Linked DNA regions of Mus musculus: region 2 is linked to region 1. A link is a loop called in an ENCODE intact Hi-C map of the cell type or tissue named here. Cell type or tissue: gastrocnemius. All regions are shown on one strand. Links, peaks and the distances in the headings refer to the core of each region. The heading gives the core; the rest is flanking DNA. Region 1 overlaps Shroom1 (shroom family member 1). Region 2 has its middle 17 kb from the start of Il5.

Evidence for each region. A loop is a pair of places that touch in the nucleus more often than their neighbours do. Peaks named below come from ENCODE experiments on the same cell type or tissue, not always from the same donor. Only the 100,000 strongest peaks of a DNase experiment are listed, where the experiment ranks them.
Region 2: a loop joins it to region 1, with 2.3 times the contacts of the local background. A loop is called at or near these places in 22 of 42 quality-filtered maps.

The regions. Positions count from the first base shown.
Region 1 is chr11:53,459,562-53,475,685 of GRCm38, reverse strand. It overlaps Shroom1 (shroom family member 1), which reads right to left. Exons shown (of 8, transcript NM_027917.3): 2 at 11,493-12,463; 3 at 11,356-11,411; 4 at 10,378-10,566; 5 at 9,642-10,190; 6 at 9,430-9,562; 7 at 9,036-9,308; 8 at 7,920-8,923. The coding sequence starts at 12,431. The coding sequence ends at 8,591. Among named protein-coding and RNA genes, the nearest start is that of Shroom1, 10 kb to the right of the region's middle. In gastrocnemius, for the core only: a CTCF peak has its summit at 8,931 (motif pointing right); DNase peaks (open chromatin) are centred at 8,967, 9,150, 11,631, 11,937 and 3 more places; H3K4me3 peaks cover 2,667 bases; H3K27ac peaks cover 1,885 bases.
Region 2 is chr11:53,730,046-53,746,169 of GRCm38, reverse strand. No RefSeq gene overlaps it. Among named protein-coding and RNA genes, the nearest start is that of Il5, 17 kb to the right of the region's middle. In gastrocnemius, for the core only: CTCF peaks have their summits at 8,376 (motif pointing left), 8,945, 10,393 (motif pointing left) and 12,132 (motif pointing right); DNase peaks (open chromatin) are centred at 8,397, 8,923 and 10,385; H3K4me3 peaks cover 392 bases; H3K27ac peaks cover 1,295 bases.

The sequences.
Region 1 (16,124 bases), core at 5,199-13,198:
AGACATGACCTCGCTTGAGAGACAAAGAGCAGCGAAGAGAACCAGCGATCACAGAGAGCTTACCTCCCAGGAGAGCTACGTCAGCTGCCAGGGAAATCTTCATGTTTCCCCAGGATCCTGAAAACCTCCAAGTGACATGAATCGTTTGCTAAGAGTGAAGAATCAATAACCCCACAGCTTGGGTGTTAGGAACCATTGCTGTTCCCTCGCAGGTCGAGACTGTTCTGGAACTGTGAGGGAAGTCAGTGAGAATGACAGTGTGTGAGAAGAATCGTATGTTTATTTTCTTAAAAGAAAATCACTAGTTAGAGAGAGAGAGAGAGAGAGAGAGAGAGAGAGAGAGAGAGAGAGGTGAGTTGGTAAAGTGCTTGCTTCATAAACTCATGATCCTAAAAATCCATATATTTAAAAAAAAATTCCAGGTGGCCAGGTGTATGGCACACGCCTTTAATTCCAGCACTTGGGAGACAGAAACAGGTGGATTGCTGTGAGTTCAAAGCTAGCCTGGTCTACACAGTGAGTTCCAAGACAGCCAGGGCTACATAGAGAGACCGTGTCTCTAAAAACCAACCAAACGAACAAACAAGAAAACCTGGAGTGGGGCTGGAGAAGTGGGTCGGGGGTTAAGGGCACTGGTCACTCTTCCAGAGGACTGGCTTTGGTTCTCAGAATGATGGAACATGACAGCTCCCAACCTCTGAAACTTCAGTTCAGGAGGTCAGGCATCCTTTCTGAGTTTCGGGGGCACCAGGCACTCAAATGGTATGCAGGCAAAACACTCATGCACACAAATAAATTGATGATGATTGTGGTGGTGGTGATGGTGATGATGATGATGATGATATAAATCCGAGGTATGGTGGCACATTCCTGTAATCTCACTGCTGGGAAGGCAGAGACAGAGGGTACCCTGGACCCAGCCAGCCTAGCCTACTTAGTGAGATCCAGGCTACTGAGCAATCCTGCCAAAACCAAAACAGAACAGAACAAAAATCCACAGAAGGCACAAATTAAAAATGCAAGGGGACAGCATCTGAGGAAAGGCACCTGCGGTTGCCTTCTGGAGACCACGCATGTGGGCATGCGCGTGCACCCACACACACATTTGCACCTGCACACAAGTAAACATGCACACACACACACTCACCATGAAATGCACCCAGGCACATGTAAACAAATAAATAAATGTAATCGAAAAGTTAACTGTTGAGACGGTTAAGGTGCTAAAGGTTGTCCCAGGAGAGTGGGCTTTTCATGGAAGACAATTGTTGCTGCAGGTATGTGTGAGTGTTTTACAGTGCCTTTGATGGAGGCGGGGTTTACTCCAGAACAAGCCTCGATTGCCTAATTGAAGATTCAGGACACGGGTAATGAATCTGCAAGCTGTGTTTGTTAAGTATGTTCCAGGCACAGTTTCAATGTGCTGAAGTTATTAACAAGCCTTGTGTGTGCCACAGACTATCCGTATCTGGATGCTCTCCTCACCCACCCCATGTGTGCATGTGTTTGTGTGCGCGCTTGTGCAGACGCACATAGTGGAGGGTGCACGTGGATGGGTGCAAATGCATGTTGAAGCTTCAGGTTGACGGCTGAGATAATTCCCAACCGCTCTTCCACCTTCTGCAGTGAGGCAGGGTCTCTCAGTCAACCTAGGATTCGTGGATATAGCTAAGTCTCCCTAGCCAGCTTGCTCTAAGGATCTCCGGTCTCTGTCTTCGGAGGCTAGAATCACAGGTGGGCCACCATGCCCATCTGGCATCAATATTGGTTTTTGGGACTGAACTCTGGTCATCACGCTTGCTCACCAAGCTTCTAAGTCCTGAACCATGTCGCTGGCCCATTAATGTCTCGATTTTAAGTCAGGAAGTTAAAAGGCTGCAATAGTCAGAAGAAACGTGTCCAGGTTCACATCTAGTAAGTGGCAGAGAGGCATAGCATCATCCCTAAACCCATTCATTGACTGTGAGGGTTAGTGTTGGCGACCTGAATCTGGTAGCATCTAGAGAGATGGGCTTCTGAAAATTACCTTGATTATATGACTTGATCTTGGGTGGGACCACACCCTGGGCAGGGAATCCTGGACTGTGTAAAACAGAGAGAGGAAGCTGAGTAGAGACAAGCTCACATTCATCTCTCTCTGCTTCCTGTCTGGACACGGTGTGACCAGCTGCTCCAACCACCAGCGGCCTTGCATTCTCTGCCCAGATGGACTGCACCCTGGAACTGCCATTCTGATTAAAGCCTCACTCCCTTACTTTGTTTTTAATCACAGGACCAGACACGAAAACAGTGACTCTGGGCTATTCTCCACACTCCATCTCTGTCCTCTGTGGGATGAAAGACTGGCAGTTCCCATCCTGCAGACTGCGGGAGAAGGAGCGACACCAAGTGAATAGTTAGGACTCTCGGAGATCTGCAACCTATGGGCAGGGGTTGGGGGTGCTGAGTTGTTTCCAGGATTTGCTTTACATCATTCTTTTAAAAAAACAAAACAAAACAAACAAACAAACAAACAAAAACAAACCAAACCAAACCCAAAAAAAAAAAACCCACATTTGTGTTTGCAAACAAACATACTTCATTCTATTAGGAAAAATGTAAAGGGGAGTTAACCCACTTTTGTATGGTAGCAATTAAAATAGGATCAACAGGGCTGGAGCAGTGGCTCAGCAGGTAAGAGCACTGACTGCTTCTCCAGATGATCTAGGTTCTATTCCCAGCACTGACATGGCAGCTTCCGGTCCCATTCCATCTGTGACTCCAGTTCCAGGGGATCCGACACCCTCTACTGGATTCTGCAGGCACATACATGCAGGCAAAACACCCATATACATAAAATAATATTTTTTGTTCCTTTTGAGACAGGGTCTCATTGTCAAATTCTGTCAATTAGACAAAAGCCAGCATTTCTCAGGAACTACCAAAGGAGTCCGCCTCCTTATCACTGGTAGAAAGGTCAAGTGGCTATCTGTAGTGCCCATTGTCATACTAACATATATGATGGCCTCCACGCTCCCTCAGTATTACAAGAACCTGTTACAGAGTCAGTGCTAGCATCCTGGACCTTCTCACCCTGCCTCTTACCCTAAACTTCTCCAGCTCATGGGCTTCCCTCCCCTAGTTTCTCACTCTTGTTCTAACCTTGCTACTTCAGCTATGTCCTCCCCTGGTCTTCTCTCTCTCTCTCTCTCTCTCTCTCTCTCTCTCTCTCTCTCTCTCTTTCTCTCTCTCTCTCCTCCTTCCATACATATATTTAAATAGTATTTAAATAGACATGTACATATATACATATTTAAATCTAAGGCAGACATAATAGTGCCTGCCTTTAATCCCAGCACTCAGAAAGTAGAGGCAGGAGTATTTCTTGTGAGTTCCAGGTTAGCCTGGTCTACATTGATAAGTTCTAGGCGAGCCAGGGCTAAATAGTAAGACCCTTTCTCAAAAAAAATAAATTAAAATCATCAGGTGGGTATAGGGGTACATTCCTGTGACCCCATAAGGTGAGACAGAAGACTAGGGACTCAATGTCATCCTGAATATTGATATACAGAGTTCAAGGCTAGCCTGGGGTACTTGAGGTCTTGTCTCAAAATAATAGCCATCCTCTTTAGAACCAACAATATCACTCTTTCAATATTTTATTAATTTTTTTATGTTATGTGCATGTGTATGGGCATGTGTGTGTGTGTGTGTGTGTGTGAGAGAGAGAGAGAGAGAGAGAGAGAGAAAGAGAGAGAGGGAGGGAGAGAGAGAGAGAGAGAGAGAGAGAGAGAGAGAGATGGCACATGTGTGGAGGCCAGAGAATGACTTCCAGGAGTTAGCTCTTTCCTTCTGCTGTACAGGTCCCAGAGATAAAACCGGGTTGTTGTCAGGATTGGCATCTGGTATCTTCAATCACTGAGCTATGTCTCTTTGTTCCTTCCCTTTTGGGGGGTGGGGGTGGGGTGGGGTGGTGGTTCAAGACAGGGTTTGTTTATGTAGCCCTGGCTGTTCTGGAACTCACTCTGTAGACCACACTGGCCCTGAACTCACACATATCCTCCTGATTCTGCCTCCCAAGTGAATACCGTCTTTCTTAGCTCACATCCCTCTACTATCCTTACCTTCTCCATCTAAACTGCCACCAAGTGAGCTGAAAGCACCTGCCAATCTTTGTAAAGATGCTCTCAGGGGCTGGAGAGGTGGCTCAGTGGTTAAGATCCCTGCTTGCTCTGGCAGAGGACCTGGGTTCTGTTCCCAGTATCTACGTGGCCCTTCACAACTATCTGTAACTCCAGAGTCAGGGGTTCCTGCTCCAGAGTCAGGGGTTCCTGCTCCAGAGTCAGGGGCTCCTGCTGCAGAGTCAGGGGTTCCCACTCCAGAGTCAGGGGTTCCCGCTCCAGAGTCAGGGGTTCCCACTCCAGAGTCAGGGGCTCCTGCTGCAGAGTCAGGGGTTCCCGCTCCAAAGTCAGGGACTCCTGTTCCTCCTTCTTTTGATCTCCAAAGGCACCATCAAGCACGCATGTGGCACACAGACACGCATGCAAGAAAATAGTGAACATAAATTAATCTAAAAGAGGAGGAGGAGGAGGAGGAGGAGGAGGAGTTGAAAGAGGATCCAAGGTGGAGGGGAAGTGGAAGAGGGGGATACAGGAAAAGAAGAGAAAGCATAGAGGGGGAGGGGGAAGAGAAAGAAGAAATCTTTATCCATTCCTCTCCCCCCCCCCGGGAGGGGGTGGGGAACCAAATTCTCTTGGTGGAAAAGCTGAGTGATTTAAATACCAAAGATAACAGACAGTAGCCCCCTAAGCGTGGTGGCTGAGTTGTGACAGTAACACCAGGAATCTTGAGAGGATTTCTTCACAGAAAGTGTAGTCCTTCTTTATCCCACCATTCACCTCTTCTGGGTACAGAGCATTTGCCCTAACCTTCCCTGGGAGCCTCTGCCATCTGAATGGCCAGTGCCTCCATCAGTATCTGTGAGGACCCAGAGTTTCCGCTAGTTACTGACTGAGGAACGTTTTGTAACGAGCAGAATGTTCTCGACAGCTTGGGGTGCCGAAGAACATAGCTTCCCCATTCCATTTCCAATTTACAGTATTAAAGTAAAAAGTACACCAATTAAATTCTTAGGAGGAGGTGGAAGAGCGGGGGCGGGATGAGCGGGAGGGAGGCCGCGGTGATGCCTGTTGCCCAGCAACAGCAGCCAAAGCCAAACATCCAGCAAGGCCCAGAGCGCCGCCTCCAGCAGCCGAGGGAGAGAGCGACACCGAATCACTGCTCAAACTGCGGAGGCAGCGGACAGATACGTTCTTGAACGGATGCTCTGGGCCCACATCCCCAGCTTCTCTCCTCGGCACATCTCATTTAGTCAACAATTTTCCAACGCAGGCCTGTTGGCAGTGAAAGGCAAGCTAGCCTTTTCCTTCTTAGCTAGCCAGAATTTCTTTCTGACAGAAGCAAAAGGCTCAGTTCCAGCCTTCAAGCCCAACAGGGACATTGCCCATCAGAGCCAGGCCAAGTCCTGGTATCTAGACTGGAGCTTGTGCGAGCTCCCTAGGCTGCCGGTGGCCACGGTGTGGGTGGAAGCTTCCATGATAAGGGAACAGTGCCATCTGCTGGCGGTGTATCGCAGGGCCAACGAACGCATCAGGTTCCAAGTACCCCCCAAAAGTCTTGAAGTCTGCGATGCTCTGCTGTGAATTCTTGAGTGCCCTCAAAAGAAACCACCGATTGGACAGGATAAAAACTGAGGCAAGAACGAGACAAGATCAGGCTGGACCCAAGGACCAGCTCTGGAACTGTGACTCAAAAACTGTCAGGGTTGAGCACGGAAATCTCGTTATTTCCCCTTCGAAAAATCTGGCGCAGAACCAAGGTTTGTTCTAGCCTAAAGATGGCAGTCGTCCCTATACCCACCCATAAGCCAGAAATGCTTTGAAATACACACTTTCCATTGGCTGAGTGGACAGTGTTAGGTGTGTTTCTAAGAATATCATAACAGAAGCATGATGTTTCAAATGGGAATTGCGTAGGGCAACAGGCAGAGATCAGCAGCTTCCACGCAGAAGGCTCCTCCAAGAGACCTTAGTGCCCGGACCCTGCCCACAGGGTTCAAGGCGACACAAGGAAAGCATAACGTTAGACCTGCAATGGCCTCAGCAGGAGCCCCATATGCGTTTTATAAAATATCACAATGAGAACATTGTTCTGTGCTCAATAGCCCGACTGTTGCAACTGATGCCTTTAGTATGAATAGGGCCATTTACAGTTCTCAGCCATTTGCACTTAGTGACAATACACATCAGAAAACAAGCCCAGAAGCAGAGATTTTTTTCGCTCTGAGGCCCATTGGCTTTAAATACACATACACGCGCCCTTTAATGTGCCCAACTTCCAAAAATACCCTGAGCCTTTGAGAGAAAATATTCTTATCCCTGCTGTTTGCAACTGATATACTGACTCGGGTCTCATGTTAATTTGCAAAGCTGGTTGTCTGTACATAGGGCTGAACAAATGGAGCCGGTTTTGTCCTGTGTTTTGGACCATCACATACCACCCCAGGATCAGTCTTCTCTAAATACAGTACAAGCCCTAGCTGCCTTTCTGGGACTTCAGGCCTCATCTTCATCTGTAACTCATGGTTCTCAAGAAAAACCTTCCACACAGCCTGGCAAATGCTATGATGACAGACTCTAACTTCAGCAGACTTTCTTTCTTTCTTTCTTTCTTTCTTTCTTTCTTTCTTTCTTTCTTTCTTTCTATATTTATTTTGGAGGCATAGTTAGTTGGTAAGGGTCAGACAAAACCATGTGTTTGTGTATGGGTGTGTGACTGCCACAGCATTTGTGTTGGGTCAAAAGACAATTTCTGGGGCTTGAGAGATGGCTCAGCGGTTAAGAGCATGGACTGCTCTTTCAAAGGTTCTGTGTTCAATTCCCAGCAACCACATGGTGGCTCACAACCATCTGTAATCTGTAATGGGATCTGATGCCCTCTTCTGGTGTGTCTGAGGACAGCAGCAGTGTACTCATACATAAAAGAATAAATAAATTACAAAAAAAGAAAAAGAAAGAAAGACAACTTCTGGGAGTTGGTTCTTCTGTGGAATCTGGGGTTTGAACTCAGGTTATCAGACTTCTATAGCAAATGCTTTTGTGTGGTGATCCAGTTACCAGGGCAGTTAGCAATTGCTGGGGTGGGGGTGGGGGTCAGTGGAATGCCCCTCAGCCCCTCCTGCTTTCAAACCTGGTTCTCCAGTCTCTTCAGACATTGCTGAGCCAGACTGACACTTTACCAAGTCTCTCTTCCATTTTGGTCAGCCTGGACTGTTGCTGGAGTTTGTCAATCTCACACACACACACACACACACACACACACACAGAGAGAGAGAGAGAGAGAGAGAGAGAGAGAGAGAGAGAGAGAGTGTTAGTTTCCCTTGTCGGCTGCAGGCAATGCATGCTCCTCTTAGAGAGTTTATTAGAATATAAAATGCAATGCTTGTTTATACCTTAAGCTTCTTCTCTCTTGACCCTCCTGCCTCCCACCAACTCTGACAGAGGGACTCGCCATCACACGGGAGTGTGCAGGGTTTATAATCCTTCCTCATGCTTTTTTTTTTTTTTTTTTTTTTGGTTTTGTTCTTTGGTTTTTTTGTTTTTGTTGTTGTTGTTTTTGTTTGTTTGTTTGTTTTTGTTTTGTTTTATGAGACAGGGTTTTTCTGTGTAGCCCTGGCTGTCCTGGAACTCACTCTGTAGACCAGGCTGGCCTTGAACTCAGAGATCTGCCTGCCTCTGCCTCCCAAGTGCTGGGATTAAAGGCGTGCACCACTACGCCCGGCTTGTGCTTTGTTTTTGTGGTCGCTCTATGAGGGCTTGAACCCAGACTCTCACACATGGCAAGCAAGCACTCTACAGCTCTATCTGTAGCCCTCTCTTTAAGTTACTTTTATATTTATTTGTTTATTTAGGGGTGTTGTGCCTGCATGTATGTCTGTGCATTACCTGTGTGCAAACCAGAGAGTGTCAGATTCCCTGGAACTGGAGTTACAGACGGGTGTGGGCCATATACCATAGATGCGTGAAATAAAACCCAGGTCCTCTGGCAGAACAGCACGTGATCTTAACTGCTGGTCCATCTCTTCACACACACACACACCCCCAACCCTGTATCCCCAACTCCCACCCCTGCAGACTTCTTTTTTCTGTCTTTTGTGGAGGCAGACCTCCCCCAACCCTGTATACCTAACCCGAAACCCTGCAGCCCTCTTTTTACGTCTTATTTTGAGGGAGAGTCTCCTAAGTTGTCCAGGCTGGCTTTGAGTTCCCTTTGTAGCCCGGATAGACCTTACACTTGAAATCTTCAGCTTCCCATATAGCGGGGAGTACAGCTACACCACCAGGCCAGGCTTTGAATACTGCAGTTTTTACGACCCACAAATTCCCAAAGAATTACAAACTTGAATAAGGTCACAGGAGAACACCGTGGGAAGATGTGTCCTAGGAAGGCCTGGTCTGACTCCTCCCTACTCCCTCAAGGGAAAGCTCTCTATAAAGCATCGCCCCAGTTGTGGGTGAGCCTGGGACAATGTTCCCACCTCCGCTACATGTAACTAGATAAGGGTAGCAAGAAAAGGTTGTTTGTTTAGAGGACGGATTGCTGGGGCCCAGGTCAGTCTGGGAGAAAGGGGATGATGGCTGAGGTCGCTCCAGATAGTGTCCAGTTGGTCCTTAAGGAACCGGATTCGATCGTCCAGGCTGCGCTGCTGTGACAGGATCCTGGCCTTGGAGGCCAGCAGCACACAATAGGAGCGCAGATGCTCTGCGGGCAGCTCCCGCTCCAACACCTGACGCAGGGTTTGCTCCCGCCGAGCCACGTGCTCCTTCAGCTCCTTAGCTTCTTCTTGCTGTCGCTGCAGAAGTTGGAGTCGCTGCAGCAGAGAGGCCTGGAACCACCGGGAGAGGGCGCAGTGAACACCGTTGCTTCCCGGATGATCCGGGCGGTAGAAGGAAGGCCCCTCCAAACCCTGCTCTTCCCCCAACCTCAACCTATTTTACCCTCTCATCAGGGTCGCTGTTTGAGCCCGCCCTAGCCAAGGCGAGGTTTACACGGACCAGGCGACTGCCTAGCAGCAGCAGCAGACCAAGCACACGCTCTAGATCAGTCATGAACCGGCGGAACCGTTCCAGCTCCCGGGGTGTACAGGCCTGGCTCACAGCAGCCTCTAGAGCTCCGTTGCGTTGGGTCCAGTCTGCGGCGGTCCCCCGCAGTCGCTCCTGCTCAGCGTGAAGATCCTGCAGCATCTTTTGGAGGAGGCGGGCTAGTTCCACCTACCGGGAGGGCCTAAGTATTCAAAAACTGGGCCAAGTCTGGATTTCTCCAACCAGACACTAAGCCGCGGCCCCACCCAGCTTCCATCCCCCTACCCACCCCACCCCTTCCCCCACTCACTTTCTTGGCCTGGGTGCTGTTTCCTTCTGGGAATTCCTGGCCACTTGATTGGTCAGGGTCGGGGGTAGAGTTTTCAGACCTTGATGCCTCTTGGGAAGTCTGCAGGTCCTGCGTGAGGTGGTGTCCACAAGACCTGAGGACAAAGCCAAAGTTCTCTGAATCTTTCTGCCTTAGACTGCAGATACTCAGAATCAGGAGTCCTTAATGCTCACCCTTCCTCCGATGCGCCAGCAGCCTTCTCTCCCATCTCCTCAAGGGCTGGCCTCATCGCACTTCGGATCTCTTCGACAGGAAAAAGCCCATCCAGCAGGCCCTGCGGTGGCTCTGGACCGGGCTGGGCGGCAAGAGTACGGCTCAAAGAGGGATCCAGTCTGGCCAGCTCTTGAACCAGCGCCTCAAAATGCCGACTAGGCCAAGTAGTCTTGGAATCAAACTGGCCCCAAGTCAGGGAAGTGTGGTGAGGGGACCCTGGAGTCTCAGAGTCTGAAGGTCTCAAGACATCGACTGGGGGAGGCTTGAGGGGTTTTTTCTCTGTAGCTGCAGAGGGGTCAGTGGTCCCATTAGTGTCAAAGGTTGGGATGTCGTCATTTGTAGTCTCTGGAATGCTTGTGGGTCTGGAGAGATCCACAGAGCCGTTCACCGCTTGCCCACAGTCCTCTGTACCCGTGATCCCTGGAGTCTCATGGAGGGGTCTCTCTGCTGAAACTGCAATCTGACCAGCTTTTTTGCTTAAGTCGTTTTCATACTGCCGGTAGGAGGTGCTGGAAGTAGACGGGATACTGAATCAGAAAAGGCTCTGGTGCAGACAAGAGCTCAAGGTCTGGCTGCTTGCCGCCATCCCCCAACACCTGGGCATTACCTGAGAGAGTTCCCAGCCCTTTGGCATTTTTTAGATGTATATGTGTTAGGAGAGTGTCTCTCTGTGTTTGGACACAGGAAGGGATTCACCTGGTGGGGAGCCCTTGGGAATCTTGAGGTGACGGTGTTTTGGCTTCTCTCAGGAACACGTCATCTTCAGGGAGGGAGGGGCCCGGAGTAGACACCGAGGTCTCAGAGATTCTCCGACCACAGCCAGCCGGTTTGGTCTGGAGGGCCTCTCCAGGACACACTCCTGTGACCTCCTTCTGAGTCAAAGACCTAGAGGCAGGGAGCCTACAGTGACCAGGAAAGAGGCCCTTCCCACGGCCCCAGACAAACAGCAGAGCATGCAGTTTGCACAAGACTGTCGGAAGTCTCAGACTGAGGCACGTAGACTGTCCTGTAATGATTAGATCTTTGCCAACTTGAATGGATTTGGAATTACCTAGGAGACACACCTCTGACTGACTCTGAGGGGGTTTCCAGAGAGGTGCCACTGGGGAGGGAAGATGTATATGTGTGAGGAGAATGTCTGAGATTGTAATCTGACTGAATGTGGGCAGAGTCATCCCATGGACTGAAGTTTGAGGACTGAACAGAAGTGGAAAGGGCACTGAGCCCCAGCAGGAGTCCGTTTCCTGATGGAGGGTAACCAGAAGCCTCACACGCCCTGAATCCATGCCTTCCTGCCGGGATGGACTCCACTCTCTTCAACCGCGAGCCAAAATAAATATTTCTTCTTCAAGTCTCCATTCTTAAGAATTTGTTCACGGGGCTGGAGAGATGGCTCAGAGGTTTAGAGTACTGACTGCTCTTCCAGAGGTCCTGAGTTCAAATCCCAGCAACCACATAGTGGCTCACAACCATCTGTAATGGGATCCAAGTGCCCTCTTCTGGTGAGTCTGAAGATAGCTATAGTGTATGCATACACATAAAATAAATAAATAAATCTTCAAAAGAAAAAAAATTGTTCTCAACAATAGGAAAAGTAATGGATATGGGACCTGTGATTCCTTTTTAAATCAAGACCCGTGAAAGTTGACTCCAAGAGTGTCCCTTATCTCTCACCTGGAAAGCTTGGTGTGAAGCAGTGGTCTGCGGATGTCTGCTCTTTGAGGAACAGCCTAGAACAGGGAAACAGTGGTCTGAAACAGTCTCCCAGATGCCGCCCTCCCCCACCAGTCGACGTCCTTTATCTTCCATACCTGGACAGTGGCCACAGTCCTTTCTGAACCCTTGCAGGGACCCATGACCTCGCCTGAAACACTCTGACTCCGACCCGCAGGTCTATGGGCATTGCCAAGATCCGCTGGCCCGGAATTCAGCTCCGTTGAGCTTAGGGACTGAGTCTCCAGCAGCCCTTTGGACTTTGCGTGCATCCCACGCTGCAACTCCTGCGTGGAATAATCTTTTCTCAAGTCCTCACCAGTGGGCCCACCGCTCCAACCTACGCGATGTAATTTGCCTGGCTCAGAGAAGCAGCACTGCCGCTGCTGGCTGGAGAGACGCCCCCGGCCAGCAGCAGCTAGCGCTGGGACAGCGGTGCGCGCCGGCTCCTCTTCTCCCAGCTCCTGGCTGCTGGAGGCGGAGCGCACGTGCGCCGTGGGAAGTCGCGTGGGGACTGCGGGACGCAGGCGGCCCGGCAGGCTCATGCGAAACTCCTTTCGCTGGAAGGACGTCTCCCGCAGCACTCGTCGCTGTGCACCCTGCAACCGCTGGCGGTAGGCGTCCCGCGAGGCTGGCGGGCTGGGCGGCTCTGCGGTGTGAGCTGTAGCTTCAGCCTCCGCGGCCAGCGCGTACAGCAGTGGGGTGTCTTGTCTGTTTAGTGGTCCCGGGCTTCCCTGGACCTCTGGGGACCGTGGGTCACTGTGCCCAGCGACTGCCTGCACAGGTCGCTGAGTCGTTGAAAGGACAGCGTCCTTCGAGGTAGGAGATTGGCTGCCCCAAACCACTCGCACGTAGTCCCAGTCTAGGTAAGGGAGGCGCTCGGTGCCAGGGGACGGAGTGCGCGTCTCAGGATCACCAGACGCCGTGGAGAAAGAGCTGTAGGCAGAGTCGGCGCGCGTGGACAACCGTCGCAAGTCCAGGCTTTCAGTGGCTGAGGCCTGGGAGGTGCGGTCTCTCCCAGTACCCAGGGCCTCCATGCTTATACAGTTGGAAATTGGAGTTGGCAGACCTGGTGGTGGGGGCCGAAAAGAACAAAAAAACAAAAAAATCAAAACATAGATGGGTTGGTGAGTGAAGAGTTCAGGTAAGGGCTAGGACAACCTGCTGGCTCCTTTGCCGAGGAGAACTGGGGGCTTACACGTGCCCTCCCCGGTCACAGGGTTCCTAGCTCTGGCATCTTCTTTCTCATCAGAATGGTAGAGAAACTCTTGAGGTTGACACGGTCTGGGCAATAGGATGCGCGCAAGTCTGGGCGTTAGTTAGGAACCTTAGTTCTGACGTAGTAGATCCACTCCCTTGCCAGGGCTTCCCTAGTGGTACCTCTGCTCGGACACTCCTGCCGTGCTGAGACCAGGCACATGCTCAAACTCCAGTCCCACCCAGGCTGCTTCCTGGCCATTCTGTTAGCGTCTATGTTTGATCTTTTCCTGATAAACAATGATCAAGAACATTGAGATCACAGAGGAGCCCAGAAAAGGAATGCCAGAGGCAAGGCAGGAGCAGCGACAGCTTCTCAATTTGTCCACCCCCATTCTGTGCCCTTTATGGTCCAGGTGTGTAGCATAAATACTCATCTTAGTCCTCAACCCCCTAGGTGCCTTTTTTTTTTTTTTCAGATGAGAACCCCGCGGTTCTGAGGAGGAAGTGACCCGGCCCAGAGACACACACAGGTCGTAAGTGGCAGAGCCCTGCCTAGAATCGAGGCATGTCTCCAAGTTCACTGCAGCCAAAATTAATTTCCTAGAGGCAAACCCTGGCCAAAGCCCTTGCCATGGTCCCTCTTTCTCCAAGAAAACCCACAGTCAAAGTGTGAAATAAGTCAACTTCAAGTGCCATAAATTCCATAATAATACATTGGGTGGGCCCGCAACTATGTCTTCTGTCTAGGGAGCTTCATCAGACACCCACCTCTCTCATGCTACACCCACAGGACTCAGCTTGGAGGTCATGGGGTTCTTTGGGGGGGGGGGTCACTCATCACCCCTACTCTGCCATTGTTTTTTATTTCCTCCTCCCATTCCCACCCCCTGAGTGTCCTGGGGACAGGCCCTGCCTTTATATGTCACTCAGTGCCTGGCACCAGCCCTGGCATGTAGTCAATGTTAAATAAATAGTTGGTGACTGGCAAGGGGACAGACGGAGGCATGGGGAGTTGGTAGAGGGGTGGCCTTGGTAGAAAAGAGGAGGTTTACTGTCTTCCCCGCCCCCTTCTCCCCTCCCTATTAGTCTTTTCTGGGGAAAGCAACAGAATGGCTGAGGAGGCCCTGGCCACCACGGGTTTAACCAGGTTACTCATGCGTTATCAGGAAGAAACAGAGCCTGCAGGCAAGCAGGACTGGCTGGAAATTGATCTCTCCCCAGTGCCAGGAGGCAGAGCAAGGGGGAAGGCCTGTGTGGCTGCGCTGGGATTGGCTGAGAGCAGCTCTGAGGTTTGAGGATCTGTGACTCCCAGTGACCTATGTTGGAAGGTTGTCTTCCTTGACCTGCTTGGTTAGGGTGCAGAGAATAGGGTGGCACACACTGGGGGTGTGGTCCCAAAGCAGGCTCATTTGAGCTTCCCAGACACTTTGGAATACAGGTGGGCAAATCTCTCTGGGATGCAGTAGTCAACACATTGCTGGGAGTGGGGCCAGGAGCATAAAGCCTTCCTAAAGTGGAGAGGCAAGTGAGCCTCCACTAGACCTAGGGCCAGACTCTTGATGTGACCACACTGGGTGACTGACTCTTCATGTACAACAAGGCCAGCCCTGTTGGTTAGTCTTTACACTCAGGGCTGGTGATCTTTTCACAAAGGCCACAGGAGGGTAAGAAGCTACCAACTGAGTGACAGCCTCTAAGAAAATAGGCAACTCCTCTAAAAGGCCTACCCTGGCTGCTTAGACACCAGTGCGCTCGCTTTCTCTCTCTTCCTACGTTTTCTTTTCTTTAGAAACTTTTTTTTTTTTTGGCTAGGCAGTAGCGGCACACACCTTTACTTCCAGCACGTGGGAAGCAGAGGCAGGCGGATCTTTCTAAATTAGAGCCCAGCCTGGTCTACAGAGCAAGTTCCAGGACAGCCAGAGCTACACAGAGAAGTCCTGTTTCAAAAAAACAATAAAAATAAACAAATAAATAGGTTATCGGATGTGTGTGGTATATGCACAGGTGTGTACATTGGAAGCCAGAGGTGGATGTCTAATATCTTCCTCTGCCTCTTTTCACTTTTTTTTTTTTTTTTTTTTTGAGAAAGGGTCTCTCAATTATGTAGCCTTGACTGTCCTGGAACTTTTTAAGTAAACCAGGATGGGCTTGAACACTCAGAGATCCACTTTCCTCTACCTCCCAAGTGCCAGGATTAAAGACATACACCACCAAGCTTGGTTTACCCTACTTTTTTGTAACAGGCTCTTTGTTTTGCTTTGTCTTTTTTTCTTTCTCTAAACAGGGTTTCTCTGTGTTGCCCTGGCTGTCCTAGAACTCACTCTGTAGGCCAGGCTGGCCTCGTTAAAGGTGTGTGCCACCACTGCCTGGCTGAGACAGGCTCTTTTACTGAACATCATTTAGCTAGGCTAACTGGCCAATGAGTTTCAAGAATTCCCCTGTCTCTTCTCCTCCCCCCTACCCAGCAACAGCACCCTACTCTTCACTTGGGTGCAGGGGAGTCAAGGTTAGGTCTGCATGTTCATACAGCAGGTGACTTACTAACTCAGCCAGCTCTCCAACTCCTCTCTTCCTAATCTTTGTAAACCCAGATCATGGGCTGGCATATGTCATTCGTGCCTGGCCACGTTGGCATGCCAGAAAAGTAGAGGTGATGAAGTACAAAGATATGTCCTCAAAGGAGGCTTTGAGGCTGGAGACATGACTCAGTGGGTAAAATGGCTGCCAAGACTCAACGTGAGTCTGATCCTGGAGACCATAGGAGAGGAAGAACCAATCCAACATGTTCACTGGCTCTGAGTCATGAGTGTCTTCTCTCTCTCTCTCTCTCTCTCTCTCTCTCTCTCTCTCTCTCTCTCTCTCTTTTCTACACCCACAAATAAATAAGAAAAATATTAAAAAAAATAAATCATGAAAATCTATATTAGTGAGTTTCTGTGTCCAGCATGACCAAGGCATGAATGACCAGATAAAATCTGCTTAAGATGGCTGGAGAGATGTGCCAAGAGCACTTGCTATGATAGATATGATGGTACACACTTTTAATCCCAGCACTTGGAGAACAGGGGCAGGAGGAGTTCTATGAATTTGAGGTCAGCCTGGTCCACATAGCAAGTTCCAGCCAAGGCCTGTCTCAAAAATCAAACAAGCAAACAAACAGAATCCGAACTTGCTGCTTTTGCATGGGACCCAAATCTGGCTCCCCAGCATCCACATCTGTCAATCCCCATCTGACAAATATCTGTAACTTGAGTTCCAGGGGATCCCATGCCTTCTTCTGTCTTCCAAGGGCACTTGACATGCGCGTGGTACACACATACATGAAGGCAAAACACACCCATACACATAAAAATTTTTTTAAAAAACATAAAAATAAACCTTAAAAGCAAAAACAGCTTAAGAGACAGAAAGGTGACTCACTGGGCAGGGCTGTCCACTGCACAGGCCCGACAACTTGAGTATGATCTCCAGGATCCATATACGAAGTCAGATTCAGGGGCTGGACCTACGATGGCCCAGCAGTTAAGAGC
Region 2 (16,124 bases), core at 5,554-13,553, 270 kb before region 1:
AGTAGAACAGAGAAAATCCCAGCTGATAGGTACCTTTATGAGTGGTATACACAAATTATTTTATTTTATTTGGTTTTTCGGTTTTTGTTTTGTTTTTTGTTTTTTTGTTTTGAGACGGAGTTTCTCTCTGTAGCCCTGGCTGTCCTGGAACTCACTCTATAGACCAGGCTGGCCTCGAACTCAGAAATCTGCCTGCCTCTGCCTCCCGAGTGCTGGGATTAAAGGCATGTGTCACCATTTCCTGGTAAATTCTTTATTTTAAAAAGTGCTTTTGAGACAGTATTTCTGTGTAGCACTGGCTGGCCTTAATGTCAGTCTGTAGACCAGGCTGACACACATATCCAACTGCCTTTCTTTCCCAGTGCTGGAATTACAGGGGTGTGCAATATCATGCCTGGCCTGGCTTGTCAGTGTGTGTGTGTGTGTGTGTGTGTGTGTGTGTGTGCGTGTGCGTGTGCGTGTGTGTGTGTGTTCAAATAGATATACACACAGGTGCAGATACTAGATGTTAAAACATATTCCTTAATCACTCTGCCTTATTTTTTTAATTTTTAAAATTATATTTACTTCCACGGGTTGGAGAGATGGCTCAGCAGTTAAAAGGTCCTGCTCTTTCAGAGGTCCTGAGTTCAATTCCCAGTAACTACATGGCAGGTCACAATCATCTATAATGTGATCTGATGCCCTCTTCTGGCATGCAAGCGTGAATGCAGATAAAGTTTTTCTTTTGAAAAACTTATTTATTTTCTTAAAAAAAAAAAAAGCACCAGGTGGTGGTGGCACATGTCTTTAATTTTAGCACTTGAGAGGCTGGGGCAGGCAGATCTCTGAGTTTGAGAGCATCCTGGTCTACAGAGTGAGTTCCAGGACAGCCAGGGCTACACAAAGAAACCTGATCTTGAAGAACAAAATAACAACATATTTATTTGCCCGTGAGTGTGTGTGTGTGTGTGTGTGTGTGTGTATGTGTGTGTGTAGGTCAGAGAACAACTTACTAGAATTGATTTTCCTCTTCTGCAGATGGATCCAGGGAATTGTACTTGGCAGCAAGCATCTTCTCTATCAGCTGAGTCATTCCTCTGACCCAACACCTAATATTTTGAGACAATATTTTGGGCCTCATGGAAGTCCAGAGACAACAGGTTCTCAGTCTCAGACATCCCAGATGTTGCTGTATGTTTCAGAAGAGCTGAGAACAAAGTGAGGGCCCCAGGGCTGAAGGGAAAAGAGGGCAGGGGGAGATGGAGTGCTGGGTGGTTCCCACATGGGTGAGAGCCCTTAGTTTGGTCCATGGCTGGAGCGCAGAAAGGCCTTCTGGAGGGAGATTAGACATGGCTCTTTAGGATAAAGCCTATTCCATCATTCAAGCACAGCGGGTCTTGATGAGCAGAGTCAGTCTGTGATTTTAGAGCTTTTTGTAGAAAGGCAGGGGGAAAGAGAGAAGGGAGAAAGAGAGAGGCTGGCCATGGCCACGCAGAGAAAGCAGGGAAGGGAGGAGAAGAAAGAGAGCTAGAGATGAGAATAAAAGAGGTGAGAGCTTAAGGGAGCGAGGAGGGGCCAAGCAGCCCCTTTTATAGTGGGCTGGACTATCTTGCAGTTGCAGGGTAGCTGTGGGGAGGAGCATACCTGGCTATTGTCAGGTAACTGTGAGGGTGGAGTCTAGCCAGAATGCCGGGAGCTTGGGACTTTGTCTGCATGACTGATAGTCACAGGATTATGAAGTTGGGGGCTCCATGGTGTCAGGCATCTATGTCTGGGAATGTGGCTCACTGTTCTGTCCCTTGTAGAGTTTTCTACTGGGTCTCCAGCGTAAGCTTTGCTCAACTAGAACACAGGCTGCCTTTCACAGTCCCACACGCTACCTTGTGTGGAGCTCCACAGAAAACAGAAGAAAAGTAACAGTATCCTGCATGGTAAGCAAAGAACAGCATGAATGCGAGTGCTAATCATAAACTTTATTTTTTGGAGGCTGTTGTTGCAGGCGGTGCATTTGAGGGGATAAGGCTAGGTTGAAGAGGTGTTGACCGGACGCTGACTTCACCTTGGAGTGACAGCGCAATGGCAATGGGACAGGGGAATTCTAAACAGGCATTTGTTCTCAGCCTAAAAGAGCTGCTTCAGGCAAGAGGAGCAGGGTTTAAAAAACAGATGTTAGAAAACTTCTTAGCTCAAGTAGATTTGTGGTGTCCATAGTTTCCAGAAGTAGGGATGGTAAAAGCTCTTTCAGAGCTCTCCTAGGGACAGGAGGAAGGAGGGAGAGATGTCCTGCTTCTTCTCTGGCTCCTACTGGAGATATCCTTAGTTCTGGCTCTGGATCTCTTAAGTAGGGTATTTGGGTCCCTTTGGGACATCAAGTTCTCTTCCCTCTCTGTCTATTGTCTGTCCTTGGTGCGCTAATCTGTCCATGTCTGTCCATTTATGCCTGGTTTTGTCTTTTGTTTGAATGGTTGGTGTTCTGTGCTTCATGTTCAAAAGAAAAAATGGATAAACTTATCTGCTGGCTGTCCCTCGTACCCCCCCCCCCTCCTTGCTTTAGTTTAACTTGTTTAAAAGGCACTCAATTTGCACTGCAGAAACTGAGAAGTTACCCTGCAAAAAAACTCTGTAATTGGGTTCAAAAAGTAGCAAGGCACTCCTCTCTTGAAATTACAGCTAGAAAAAGTAAGAAAATTTTGTTTAGTCTAAATATATAAGATGTGTGTGGCCACTTCATTTTTGTTTCTGACTGGTTTTAAAAGTATAAATATGTTATACATGTCTTGGTTATAGAGTATTGGCTTATAAGTTATTTGGTATGATTAAAATTTTGTAACTTTGGTAATAGAAAGTTGGCTTAAAACTGGTAACTCAGGGTTGGAGTCATTCTAAATAACACGTGGCATGAGCCAACCCAGGAAAATATGTCTCTAAAGATACTTCTAAATTGGGATAATATTTTATGTATTTCTTATCCTAGAAACTAGACTTATGAAGGATAGGATTTAAAACAATGTCTCTTTAATGAGGTATTAAAAGCTGCACTGTCATGCACTCATATATAAAAACTGGCAGCCAAAGTTTGTATCGTGAAAGTAATGCTCTTGGTATTGATTTTAGAGAGAAAAGATTGTTTAAAACTGGGCTTTGTTTTCCAAAATTATGGGTATGCTCTATGTTGAAAAAGAAACTTAAAAATATAGTTAAACTGCCAATGTTCCATTAGTTGCAGTTTACAATTCAATTACAAGCTCATGATTTTTAACTCACCCATACTTGTAATTAAGAAAAAATTAAGCAAGTGAAGATGATTGCAAGAGTAATAAAAGAGTTTAAAACAGCTATAGCATAGTACCGACCTGCTACCCCTTTTATACAAGCTTTATTGGATACAGTGGTAGAAGCAAATTTAACCCCCCAAGATTGGAAAGGAGCTCTCAGTGGGAGTTTATCTGGGATCGAACAAGGTCCCGATGAACCAGGTCCCGATGAACCGCCTCAGGAATTTGTGGATAGACTGCTAAAAGCAGCTGGTAGAATTTTTGGAGATCCTCAGGCTGGAGTTCCTTTTGTTACATAATTGGCTTATGAGAGTGCTAATGCAGCCTGTGTGCCCCCATCTGTCCGAACAAAGCCAAGACAGAACCTGATAAACAAAGCTGTCCCTTGTCAGGAAACTGGAGGAAGGGTCAGCCTCAGACCTCAAGGCACTCACAACAGGCAGTTTCCTAGCCAAGAAAATCAGAGCAACCCCAGTAAGCACAGGATTGGACCTCAGTCCCACCACCTACACAGTCCTGACCCCAGAAATGGGAGTTCAAACCCTGCCTATAGGAGTTTTTGGTTCCTTGCCTCCAGGGGCCTTGGGGTTATTTTTAGGCCAAAACATCACTATTATAAAAGGACTACATATCTATCCTGGAGTTATAGATAATGATTATGCAGGAGAAATTAGAATTATGGCTGCTTCTCCCCATGGCATTATAACTGTACCTACTAACAGAAGAATTGCTCAACTTGTTTTAGTTCCCTTGCATCTGCTACCTTCCAAATGTGTTAAGAGTAGGAGAGGACTTTAATCCCAGCACTTGGGAGGCAGGCGGATTTCTGAGTTCGAGGCCAGCCTGGTCTACAGAGTGAGTTCCAGGACAGCCCTGTCTCGAGAAACCAAAAAAAAAAAAAAAAAAAAAAGAGTAAGAGAAGACAAGATGGCTTTGGTTCCTCTGATGTGTACTGGGTCCAGTCTGTTATAATGAGGGACCTAACCTTAAATTACTAATTGAAGAAAAAAGTTTTGAAGGATTAATAGACACTGGAGCTGATGTTCTCTCTCACCTCCAAGGGGTTGGTTATTCCATTAATCCAAAACAAAGTCCAAACTTAAGATGTATGAAAGGTTAATGAAACTAGGAACTTAGGGGGGCATTATGACCTGGCTTACCTACTCCAGCTGCCATTCCAAAAAATAGCTATAAAATTATTATAAATTTAAAAGATTGTTTTTATACTATTCCTTTGTGTCTTGATGGTTGTAATAGGTTTACATTTAGTGTGTCTGCTTGTAATTTTGAATAACTCATGAAGTGATATCATTAAAAAGTTTTGCCTCAAAGAATATCAGATAGCCCTACATTACGTCAAAAATGTGTTTCTGCTTCAGTGCAGGAGGTTAGGACTTTGAATCCTTCAGTGTATACTATTCGTTATATGGATATTTTATTAACGGATCCCTCTGAAGGCGTTTTACCACAAGCCTTTCTCTTCTTATACAACACACTTTAAAATTTTGGAGTAGTTGCTGCTCCAGAAAAGATTCAAAGGCGATATCTTTTTCAATAGTTGGGACATCAGTTATATCCTAAACAAATTAGCACAGAAAATCCAAGTAAGAAAAGATAATTTACAACCGGGCAGTAGTGGTGCACGCCTTTAATCCCAGCTCTTGGGAGGCAGAGGCAGGCGAATTTCTGAGTTTGAGGCCAGCAGCCTGGTCTACAGAGTGAGTTCTAGGACAGCCAGGGCTACACAGAGAAACCCTGTCTCAACACACACACACACACACACACACACACACACACACACACAAAGATAATAAGATAATTTACTTACCTTAAATGATTTTCAAAAGCTTCTAGGAGATGTTAATTGGCTAAGACCTCACCTTAAGCTCACCACAGGAGAACTTAAATCTCTGTCTGTTTGTATTCTCAGGGGGGATGCAAATACTAGTTCCCTGAACAATTAACCAATGATGGACAAATAGCTTTGCAGAAAGCAGAGGAAGGTATTAGCCAACAGCAGATACATTATATAGACTATGAGCAATGGTTGACTGTTTCACAGCAGTCCTTAGGCCAAAGGGACCATTAATGTGGATCCATTTTTCTTTGTCTCCAAGTAAAGTTTGCACGCCCTATTATGAAGCTGTTGCTGTGTTAATACAGAATTGTAGGATAGAGTCATGAAAGTATTTTGGCAAAGAACTTGATGAGACATTTATTTCTTATTTCAAACAGCAGTTAAATTGATAATTGCAGGATACTGATGTTTGACCTATTGCATGACAAATTTTTTAGGCAAATTTGATAATAATTATTCAAAAGACAAGTTGTTAGAATTTGCCTCTGTACATACTTTTGTATTTCCTGTAAATGTACACATGCAGCCCATAGAGAATGCATTTACTGTATTTACAAACTGCTCATCTAATGGGAGAGAAACATATGTGATTGGATCACATGTTTATTCTCTCGAGTTTCAACCCTGCTTCACGAATAATTGAATTACATGCTGTAGCTACTGTTTTTGAAATGTTGAAAAATCAAGCTTTTAATTTGTATACTGATAGCCAATATATAGCTCATGGTTTACAATTGCTTAAAATTGTTCCTTTTTTAGATACTGATAATTCTCAAATTTTACAGTTACTTATACTGATACAGCTTAAGTTAAGAAACATGTACTGTTCCTTACTTTGTAGGACATTTAAGGGCTCACACTGGATTTCCTGGACCCCTGGGCAATGGCACAGCAGATTTGTATCCCAGGCAGATTATAGGCCTTACAGGAACAATTAGCCAAACAATCTCATTCTTTACATCATCAAAACAGTAATAGTTTGAGACAATTTGGTATTTCTAGAAAATACACACATCAATTTGTAAAGACTTGTTCTCAGTGTCCTCTATTTCTTCATGTATCACATAATGATGTTAATCCTTGAGGACTCCTACCTAATCATTTATGGCAAATGGATGTTACCCATATTTACCTATTATCCTAAAGGACAAGGTATTGTGGAACAAGCCCATGGAACTTTAAAACAATATCTTCATAGAAAACAAAAAAGGAGGAATTATATCCCTATTCACCACAAAATTATGTAAATCACACTTTTTATTTTAAAATATTAAAATTTGGATGCCAAGGAAGTCTCTGAGTGTGGGAGGAGCATCTACTGGCGCTTCTGCCCTGGTTTTGCAAGAAAAAAATTACGAGTTCCTTATAACAGCAACAGATACTGATATAGAAAGGATAGAAATCTCTGTTTCCCATTTGCAAGAATCTCTAACCTCCTTATCTGAGGTAGTGCTTCAAAACATGAGAGGACTTGATCTTTCATTCCTTCAGCAGGGAGGATGGTGTGCAGCCCTCCATGAAGAATGCATCATTCAGGAGTTAGTAAAGGATTCTATGGCTAAAGTTCAAGAAGGAATAGCAAAAACGAAAAGAGAAAAAGAACAGAATCAGAGATGGTTTGAATCTTGTTTCTCCACTTCCTCATGGTTTACAACTTTAATTTTTACACTGCTTGAACCATTAATTATACTTTTTTTGCTTTTAACTTTGGGACCTTGTATCTTAAACAGATTGGTTGCCTTCATACAGAACCACTCTCGGCAAGCTCAGCTATCTATTCACCATGGCAGTTACCCATCGCTATGAAGAAATGCATTGAGCGCATATTCATATATCCTTCGTGGCTTTGGTCTGAATGGGAAAGAGTTTGCTATAGAATCCGGTAGTCAGAGATGGGTAAGAGTGTTCTTGAGGTCCTGTCAACCTAAGACAGAGACATACATCAATGCTATTCTTTTTTTTTTTTTTTTTTTTTTTTTCGAGACAGGGTTTCTCTGTGTAGCCCTGGCTGTCCTGGAACTCACTCTGTAGACCAGGCTGGCCTCGAACTCAGAAATCCTCCTGCCTCTGCCTCCCAAGTGCTGGGATTAAAGATGTGCACTACCACGCCTGGCTCAATGCTATTCTTGATCTCCATGACCGGTAAGAAGGAGCAGTATAGACACTGACCTAAGACAGTCACAGTCACCTGGCCACTCTTTACCCTAGATGGGATTCTGTAAAACAAGTAAATCTTGTGGAGTTATCCGCCTTGGTTGCACATGCAAGTTCCCACAGGAACATAGAAGAATAGACTGCCTATTGACCTTGCTTTGCAACATAATCCAGCTGAAACAAAGGATGGGTCTGTGGGCTCTCCCTATATAAACCCAGTGCTGAAGATTAAATTTGGAGCCTTGATCAGAACCTTGTCTTGGGTTCATTCTTCTCTCACCCACCCCACCCCCCATTTCTTTTTCATTTCCAACTCCCTTTTCAGGTAAACCTAGTTTGTCCATGGTCGCTGGATGGCTACAGTCTCTCACTGTACTGAGAGCTCATGACTAGAGGCCAACTAGCTCACTCCTGTCTTTGTCAGTCCAGCACTGGGATAACAGGTATGTGCTGGTTTTACAAATAGATTTTGGGGTTCTATTTAGGTCCCATGCTTATGATATATGCACTTGATAGACTGAGCCATCTTCCCAGTTCATAAATACATATTTTTTATGTGCACGTAATACCTTGCTACTGTAAAAGTATTGCCTCTACCAAGATACCACCATTTATTTACTTATTTATTTATTAATTTAATTTATTTATTTAGACAAGGTTTCTCTGTGTAGCCCTGGCTGTCCTGGAACTCACTCTGTAGACCAGACTGGCCTCGAACTCAGATATCCACCTGCTCTACCTCCTGAGTGCTAGGACTAAATGCATGTGCCACCAAGCCCAGCTAGGATATGGATAACTATTTTAAGTAGTTTTAGCACGTGTCTACCTTACGTGTTTCCAAGAGCCATGATAACCCCATTTTTAAAATGAGGTCCCATGAATAACTCCTTGTCTACAAATCTGGTATTTAGGACTCTTAGCTCAGTGTTCTCACAAGTTTGGGAGGTGAAAGCCATGGGAGAAACAAAACAAAATAAAACAAGACAAAACAAAACAAAACAAAAACAAAAAATAGGGGTGGGGTTGGGAGTAGGGAGTAGGGAGAGTAGCCTGGTGCTGTGTTGTTATTGTTATTGTTAAAGCCCCGACATGGTGCCCTCTAGTGGCATGTTGTAAAAAGCCACCCGGTCTCCACACTGTCTCTCCTCTAGTGGTTGAGAATGCCTTCAGTGTACAATGATAGAGGGCCGAGTAGGACAACCTTTCCTCCGCAGAACTCCCACTGCTTCCTGCTGGAGGATTAGGACGAGGGCAAGTGATTTACTTGTGTTTGTTTATTGAGACAGACTCTCATTGTGTAGCTCTGGCCGGCTTGGAACTCACTGTATAGACCATGCTGCCTTCAAATTCGCAGAGATCTACAGTTCTCTGTCTCCTTGAATGCTGCCTTCTCTCTGCATCTGAATCAGACTGATGCTAGGCATGGGCTGGTGTAAACTGGCAGAAGGTTGCTTATGTAGAAGGCAGACCTGGATCCCAGAACTCTGGGGAGGAGGTGAGGAAGGCTGGTGTCCAGCTATTTGAAGGCCTCTAAAGTGGGAACAATGAGGGGAGTGGAGTGGGCGCTGAAAATTAACATATCAGCCACCAGGGGGCGGTGTTGGATCTCGCCAACGGCCTGCCCAACTGGAAAGAGCACGGAACTTGGAACTTGGCTTCTTTTCTAATGTAGCAAAAGCACCTCAGCTTCTTGAGGGACAGCACTGAGCAGCCTCCAACTGGTGGGAATTTCGGCCACAAGAGGGAGATAGTGAGCTGAGCTCGTGGTTTCAAGGTTGATCTATTTTCTAAAAGACTTCAAAAGGCGAGCTTGGTGATGATACAAGCCTGGAAAGCCCAGGGCTCAGGAGACAGAGACAGGAAGATCACTCAGTTTAGGGGCCAATGACCCCTTGACTCAGAATAGGGGTAGGCAGTTGCATAGTGAGAATCTGACTGTAAAATAAAGTGCAGGGGCTCGCCATACTGCTCTCACAGAGGACCTGAGTTCTGTTCTCAGTACTTTGCTTACAACCGCCTGAAACTCCAGTTCCAGGGGATCCCGTGCCCTCCTCTGACCACCATGGGCACAAACACTCACATGGCACATATCCATATGAACACACGCGTGTACACACACACATGCATGCACTCATGCATGCACACACACACATACACATATAATTGTTTTGTTTTGTTTTGCTTTGCTTTGTTTTTGTTTTGTTTTCAAGACAGGGTTTCTCTTTGTAGGTCTGGCTGTCGTGGAACTCACCCTGCAAACCAGGCCAGCCTCGAACTCAGATTTGACTGCCTCTGCCATTCTAGTACTGGGATTCAAAATGTGCCACCATTGACCAGCAGTAAAATATTTTTAAAATAAGTTGGAGCCGGGCGTGGTGGCCCACGCCTTTAATCCCAGCACTCGGGAGGCAGAGGCAGGTGGATCACTGAGTTCGAGGCCAGCCTGGTCTACAAAGTGAGTTCCAGGACAGCCAGGGCTATACAGAGAAACCCTGTCTCGAAAAACCAAAAAAAAAAAAAAATAAATAAATAAATAAATAAAATAAGTTGGGCATGGTGGCACACACTTAATTCCAGCACTCATGAGACAGAGGCAGAGGCAGGCAAATCTCTGAGTTTGAGATCAGCCTGTTCTACATTGTGGGTTCCAAGACAGCTAGGACTACACAGAGAAACCCTGTCTCAAAAAATGTAAACTTTTTTTTTTTTGAAGAAAAATAATGAATCTAAAACAAAGTAAAAGAAAAAGAACAGGTCTGTTTGTGCTCAGGTGGAATTCAAAGACCAAGAGACAGCTGGTGAGTGTGGCTGTGCCAAGGGTCTGCGTTTTGTTAGGTTCCAGGACACGGCCAAAGCTCCTGACCGGCTAAGAAGGTCCACAAAACAAAACACGCAGCAGCGTCAAGAGAGACCTAGTGATCACCTCGACAGCACAGGCCCTGGGAAATTCTCGCTTTTTTGGCAAAGGCTTTGGACTTGGACCTTAGCAAGAGAGAATGTGATTCTCTTTGTCCAGCTTCGGGAAACTGAACACATGCAGAACACGGCGCTGTTTCACATCCATCGCACGCTCCTCCGCCGCACTCACCCTACCACCCTGTACAGCCGCTTCGTATGTGCGCTCACTGTCTCCCTCTACTGGAGACCATGAGCTAAAGCAGGGCTGTGTCTGATCCTGTACTGCCATAGATGCTCCTCAGGGACAAGTGACAGGTGGATGTGGAACATCAGTGCCCAGAGCCCAGTAGCCTGGGCAACTGGTCTGCTTCTAGTTGTGGCGATTCTTGCAAGGAGAGTCGCCTTGCTTACGAGCCTTCACACTTGGGATCATTCCTCACTTAGAAGCATAGATTTGGCCTTCATTCCAGACCACTGCTAAGAGTCCAGCCTGCCCGTTCGAAAGATGCTGAGGGCTCTAGGGGACCCTGTAAGCTGCCCTGCTTCCGCTCTTTACAGTGTTGTGAGCGTCTTTCTAGACATCCGAGAAACGGGAAGCATCGCGATGTATGGTGGGGTTTGAATAGAATGGTAGAAGACAAAACCCCATTTCTTCCAAGACAGAAAGAAGTTCCTGTTTGCTTCAGCTCCGGGTTTCTCCCACCTCGATTCAACAGGGGGAGGGGAAGTACCTTTCCAGGGGTAGAAAGTACTGGGTGGGAAGTACCCTTCCAGGGGTAGAAAAGAGCAGGCTCGGGCACTTTCAAACTGATTATTATGAAACCGGTCATATGTACGAGAGAAAACAGCACTCATGCCAACGACCTCAAACTCGATCAACTCAGAGGGCACCCCCTGCCCCACCACAGTGTCCAAATCCCCTCCTGCCAGAAGAGACATGAAACAGGTGTTTCCCCTTCCCTTCCTTTCTTCTCCCCTGACCCCTGAACCTCTGTGTCTTGACACTGCCTTGAGGCTGGCTTCAATCTCAAAATGTAACTGAGGAGCCCTTTGCACTTCTGGTCCTACTTCCGACGTGCCAGCACTGAGTATAGCGTGCTGGGGATCCAACCTAGAGCTTTGTGCACCCCAGGCAAGCACTCTTCCAAGGAAGCTACATCCCAGCCCCTCCTCTGAGTTAATCATTTCTTTGTTACCCTTTAAAGTTTTGTCACAGATGTAAATGTTCTGATATTATATATTATTTTATTTTGCCTATTCGGGGCAGGGGCTGCAGGGAACTTTTTTTGTTTGTTTGTTTCTTTTATCCTTATGGGTGCTTTGTCTGCCTGTATGTCTGGGCACCATATACAGAGTCCAGAAGAGGGCACCAGCTCCCCCTGGGTTACAGAATGTTGTGAAATGTCATGTGGATGCTGGAACTGGAACCTGAGTTTTCTGGAAGAGCATCCAGCGCTCTCAACTGCTGAGCCATCTCCTCAGTCCCTGGTAGTGAACTTTACTGGTGGTAATTGAGAGAATAGGGTTTCCTAACTTGTCTGGGTATCTGGAATGGAACTGTGAGGGTATATTCAGTGTGATGGAGACTGAATCCAGGCAGGGACTCCTCAGCAGCTGAGGGCCCCTCTCTTATGGTGTGGGTGGTCCATGGCTTCTTATTTCTTTTTTTTTTCTTTATTTTTTTGTTTTTGTTTTTTTGTTTGTTTGGAGACAGGGTTTCTCTGTGTAGCCCTGGCTGTCCTGGAACTCACTCTGTAGACCAGGCTGGCCTCGAACTCAGAAATTCTCCTGCCTCTGCCTCCGAAGTGCTGGGAGTAAAGGCGTGCACCACCACCACCCAGCTTCTTATTTCTTTTTTTTCCTTATTTATTTATTTATTTATTTATTTATTTATTTAATGTAATGTAAGTACACTGTAGCTGCCTTCAGATACTCCAGAAGAGGGCGCCAGATCTCCCTACGGATGGTTGTGAGCCACCATGTGGTTGTTAGGAATTGAACTCAGGACCTTCAGAAGAGCAGTCAGTGCTCTTAACCGCTAAGCCGTCTCTCCAGCCCCTGGCTTCTTATTTCTTGAAGACCCTGTAAGGCATGAGATCCATAACTCTGTCTCTGTAGCTGAGTTCACTATCATATCAGAAAATGAGCTTGACAAAGTGGTCATTGAGAGCGATGCCATCCATCACCATAGGAGGAAGAGTGCCGCTGTTAAAGTCACAGGAGACAGCCTGGTCCTCAGTATAGTTCAGGATTCCCTTTGGGGTCCACATGCCTGCTTCACCCTCTTCTTGATGTCATCATACTTGGCAGTTCTCTCTGAGCAGCAGGTCAGATCCACGATGGCCATATTGGAATGAGGAAGGACAGGCCAAAGTGACTCCATTGTGTCCTAGCTTCACCAAACTGCTCCTTAGCCCCTACTGAGCACTTCCAGATGAGTAGAACATTCTTGTGCAACCGAACCAGCAATTCCAGGAGGTCCAATTGTTTAACAGCACAAAGTGTTTTAATCAACTGAACCAAAACCTATGAAACCTCAACCTCCCCTACAACCCCACCCCTGACATAACCTCCTCCGACTTGATGTAATTAAACGTAATGCTGAAGGTTTGGGAGTGTATGGCCCATGGTATACATGCAAGAAGCAATGGGCTTAATCCCAGCATCCAAAAAGATTACTCCAAATAGAATATTAGATAGATTTAGGAAATATGAGTAAGGTGTGGCCTTTAGTTAAGGATAAAAAAGAAATCAGTATCTACGAAGGATCCACCCAGGGAGGAAAGGCCACAAAGATGAGGGCATCTACTCTATTTGAATAATTCTGTTTAAATCTGAAATCATCCATGAAGTTAAAAAAAAAAAACAAAACCACCTTTATTTAGGGCTGGAGAGATGGTTATGAGCATTGGCTACTCTTCTACAGGACCCAGGTTCAATTCCCAGCACCCACATGTTGGCTCATGGTTGTCTGTAATTCCAGTGCCAGGGAATCTGCTGCTCTCTTCTGCTCTTCTCAGGAACCAGGCACACATGCAGTGCACAGATATACATGCAGGCAAAAAATCATATACATAAAATAATACATTTAACTTTTCATTTAAATGGGAAATGATGGTGTGTACCCGTAATCCCAACATTTGGGAGATGGAAGGAGGTGGTGTCAGGTATTTAATATACGTAGTAAGTTCAAGGCCAGCATGGGTTATGTGACAGACACCCTGTCTGTCTCAAGAAGGAGGGGGGAGGGGAGAGATGGTCAGAAAAAGAAGTTGTTTAAAGCAAGGCTGTAACTGGTCAGTGGGCAAGGATTTCTTTAAGGCATATACTAGGTTGAACCTCTGGGTCACCGGGTGCGTGTGCCGGAAATGTGTTCTAGGATCTGCATTTCAAAACTACCAATTTATTCCCTGGGTGATGTATCAGAATTCCTTTTACTTCACATCCTGAACTGAGGTGTAATATCTGACTTTTGATTTCTGCCAGTCGGGTGGGTGCGAAGTGTTATCTCCCTGTGGTTTAATTTTTCATTTCCCTGGTAACTAACTCGGTGTGCATCTCTTCCTGTGTTTATTGGCCATTTGCATTTCCTGTTCTGGGTAGTGCTGATTCAAGTCTTTCACCTTTTTTTTTTTTCTTTTCCTTTTTGAGTGGGTTAATTATCTTTTTCTGATTAATTAAGAGAACTTTGCGATACTTTCTGGAAATTTGTCCATTGTCAATATTTTCCCTAGCTCGCCACCGGTCTTCGCAAATGCCAAAGTGAGTGAATGAGTTTATCTTTTCCTTCGTGGTCTGCGCTGGAAGGGTTCTCACCTATTAATTCCCACATTTGGGAAGGGAGACCCTGCCTCTCCGGTGCCCTTAGCTCTCCCTCAGCCTTTCCTGGGTACTTGGAGGTGGACCTCAGTGGATAACACAAATGAATTCTTTTTGTTTTTAGACTCTTTAAAAAGTTATATTTATTTATTAAGCCTGGGAAGTGGGGCATGCGTGCTCCAGCACACAAGTGGAGATTAGAGGTCCAGAGTCGGTTCTCCACGTCCACCATGTAGGTCCCAGGGATCAAACCCAGGTCATCAAGTTCAACAGCAAACATCTTTGCTAACTGAACCATTTCACTGGCCCACTGCTGAGTTCTTCATCTGTAGATTTGGCAGTGGGTTGGCAAGCACTGGTCAGTGATCCAAAGGTGGGAGGAGCATGGAGTCAGGATGTTCATCTTTCCAGTCCCTCCTCACAGGAAGTTCCAGTGTTCATAAAGGGTTCCTCTGTATATAGTACCCCTGAGCCTTCTGGTTCCACTCCTGCGGTTACTAACTTTAGATAGGTTTCTTTCCCTACATCTTGTTCTCATTTTAGGAGTCCCCTCAGTAACTACTCTTCCAAGTTATTCAGTGTGGTGGTTTATTTTGATGGTCAACTTGACACAACTTAGAATCGCCGGAAACGGGAAGTTCAGATTGGCCGGCGGCCATGTTGTAGGGGTTGGGTGGGGTTGTCCCGATTGCCTTCTTTAAGGTGGGAGGCTCTAGCCTGAAATTGGCAGCATCAGGTTCGGAGCCCTCCACTGTAGAGTGGAGGTCAGCTACTATGCATGCATGCAGTCATTTTTCTCTGCTCTTAAAACAGACTCCCCCCCCCCAAAAAAATGGGTTCTTTGAGAATTTCAAACAATGTGTTGATCCTAATCAGCCCTCCCCAACTCCTTCCAGATCCCCCCCCCCCGGCCTACCCACCCAGATTTGTGGGCTTTTTTGTTGTTTTGTTTTTGTAACCCATCATGTCTGGTTTGCATTGCCCACACTCTTGGATGTGCGGTCTTCCACTGGAGCATGGCTAGAACTCCAGAACTTGCAGAAGTCCCACCCCCACCCCACAGCATCTATCAGTTGCCAATAGTTTCTCTCTAGAGGCGGGACTTGGTGCTCATCTCTCCTTTCGGGCTGAAGTTTAGTCAGGCTTGGGTCTACACAAATCCAGTGCCTGGTGTCGCAGCTGCTGCGAGGTCACATGGTAGCTGTCCTACTGTATCCGGAAGACTGTTTCCTTAGAGTTGCCGCTACGTCTGAAGCTTATGCTCTTTCCACCCCATTTCCTTTGATGGTTCCTGAACTTGGGAGGGGGTGTATAATATAGATGCCCCGTCTAAGGCTGAACATCCTGCAGTCTCTCATTCTCTGTTCCTTGACCAGTTGTGGATCTCTGTGCTAATCGACAATTACTGCCAATAAAAATGTCTCTGACGAGAGCCGAGACATGCATGAATCTATAGGTATAAGGACAAGTCGCTGGAAGTCAGTTTGATGCTGTGTCTGTGGATAGGTGGGTCATAGGCCCTGCTGTTATTCAGCTAAATGGACATAGTATCACATTTATGTCTCTGCTCTTGACTGTGGGTGTGGCATGATAAGCCTTTCCTTACTACCTTGACTCCTCTGCAGCAATGGCCTGTAACCCTGAATGGTGAGCTAAACCAAACCTTTCTCCCCAAGTTCTTTTTTTTTGTCAGAGCACTCCATTGCAGCAGCAGAAATGAAACTAGAATATCCCGTGTAAAAGAGAATCGTTTCTTGCTAGGAATGCTCACCCAAGGGCAGCTTGTGGACGTTGTTTTTCTACCACGTGGTATCCAAGGACTGAGCTTCAGACGTCAAGTTTGGTAGCCAGCACCTGAGCCGAGCAATGAGCCCAAGACCCCCCCACCCCCATTTTGTTTTGTTTTGTTTGAGACAGGGTTTTTCAGTGTTGCCTTGGCTGTCCTGGAACTCACTCTGTTAACTAGACTGGCTTCAACTCAGAGAGATAGCCTGCTTCTGCCTCCCTGAATGCTGGGATCAAAGGCATGTTTGGAGCCACCACCACCTGGCTTTAAATCTCCATTTTAATACATATTCATTATACTGGTTCTCTTTCTCTAGAAAACCCTGACCCAGGAAGTACAAATATAAAAGGAC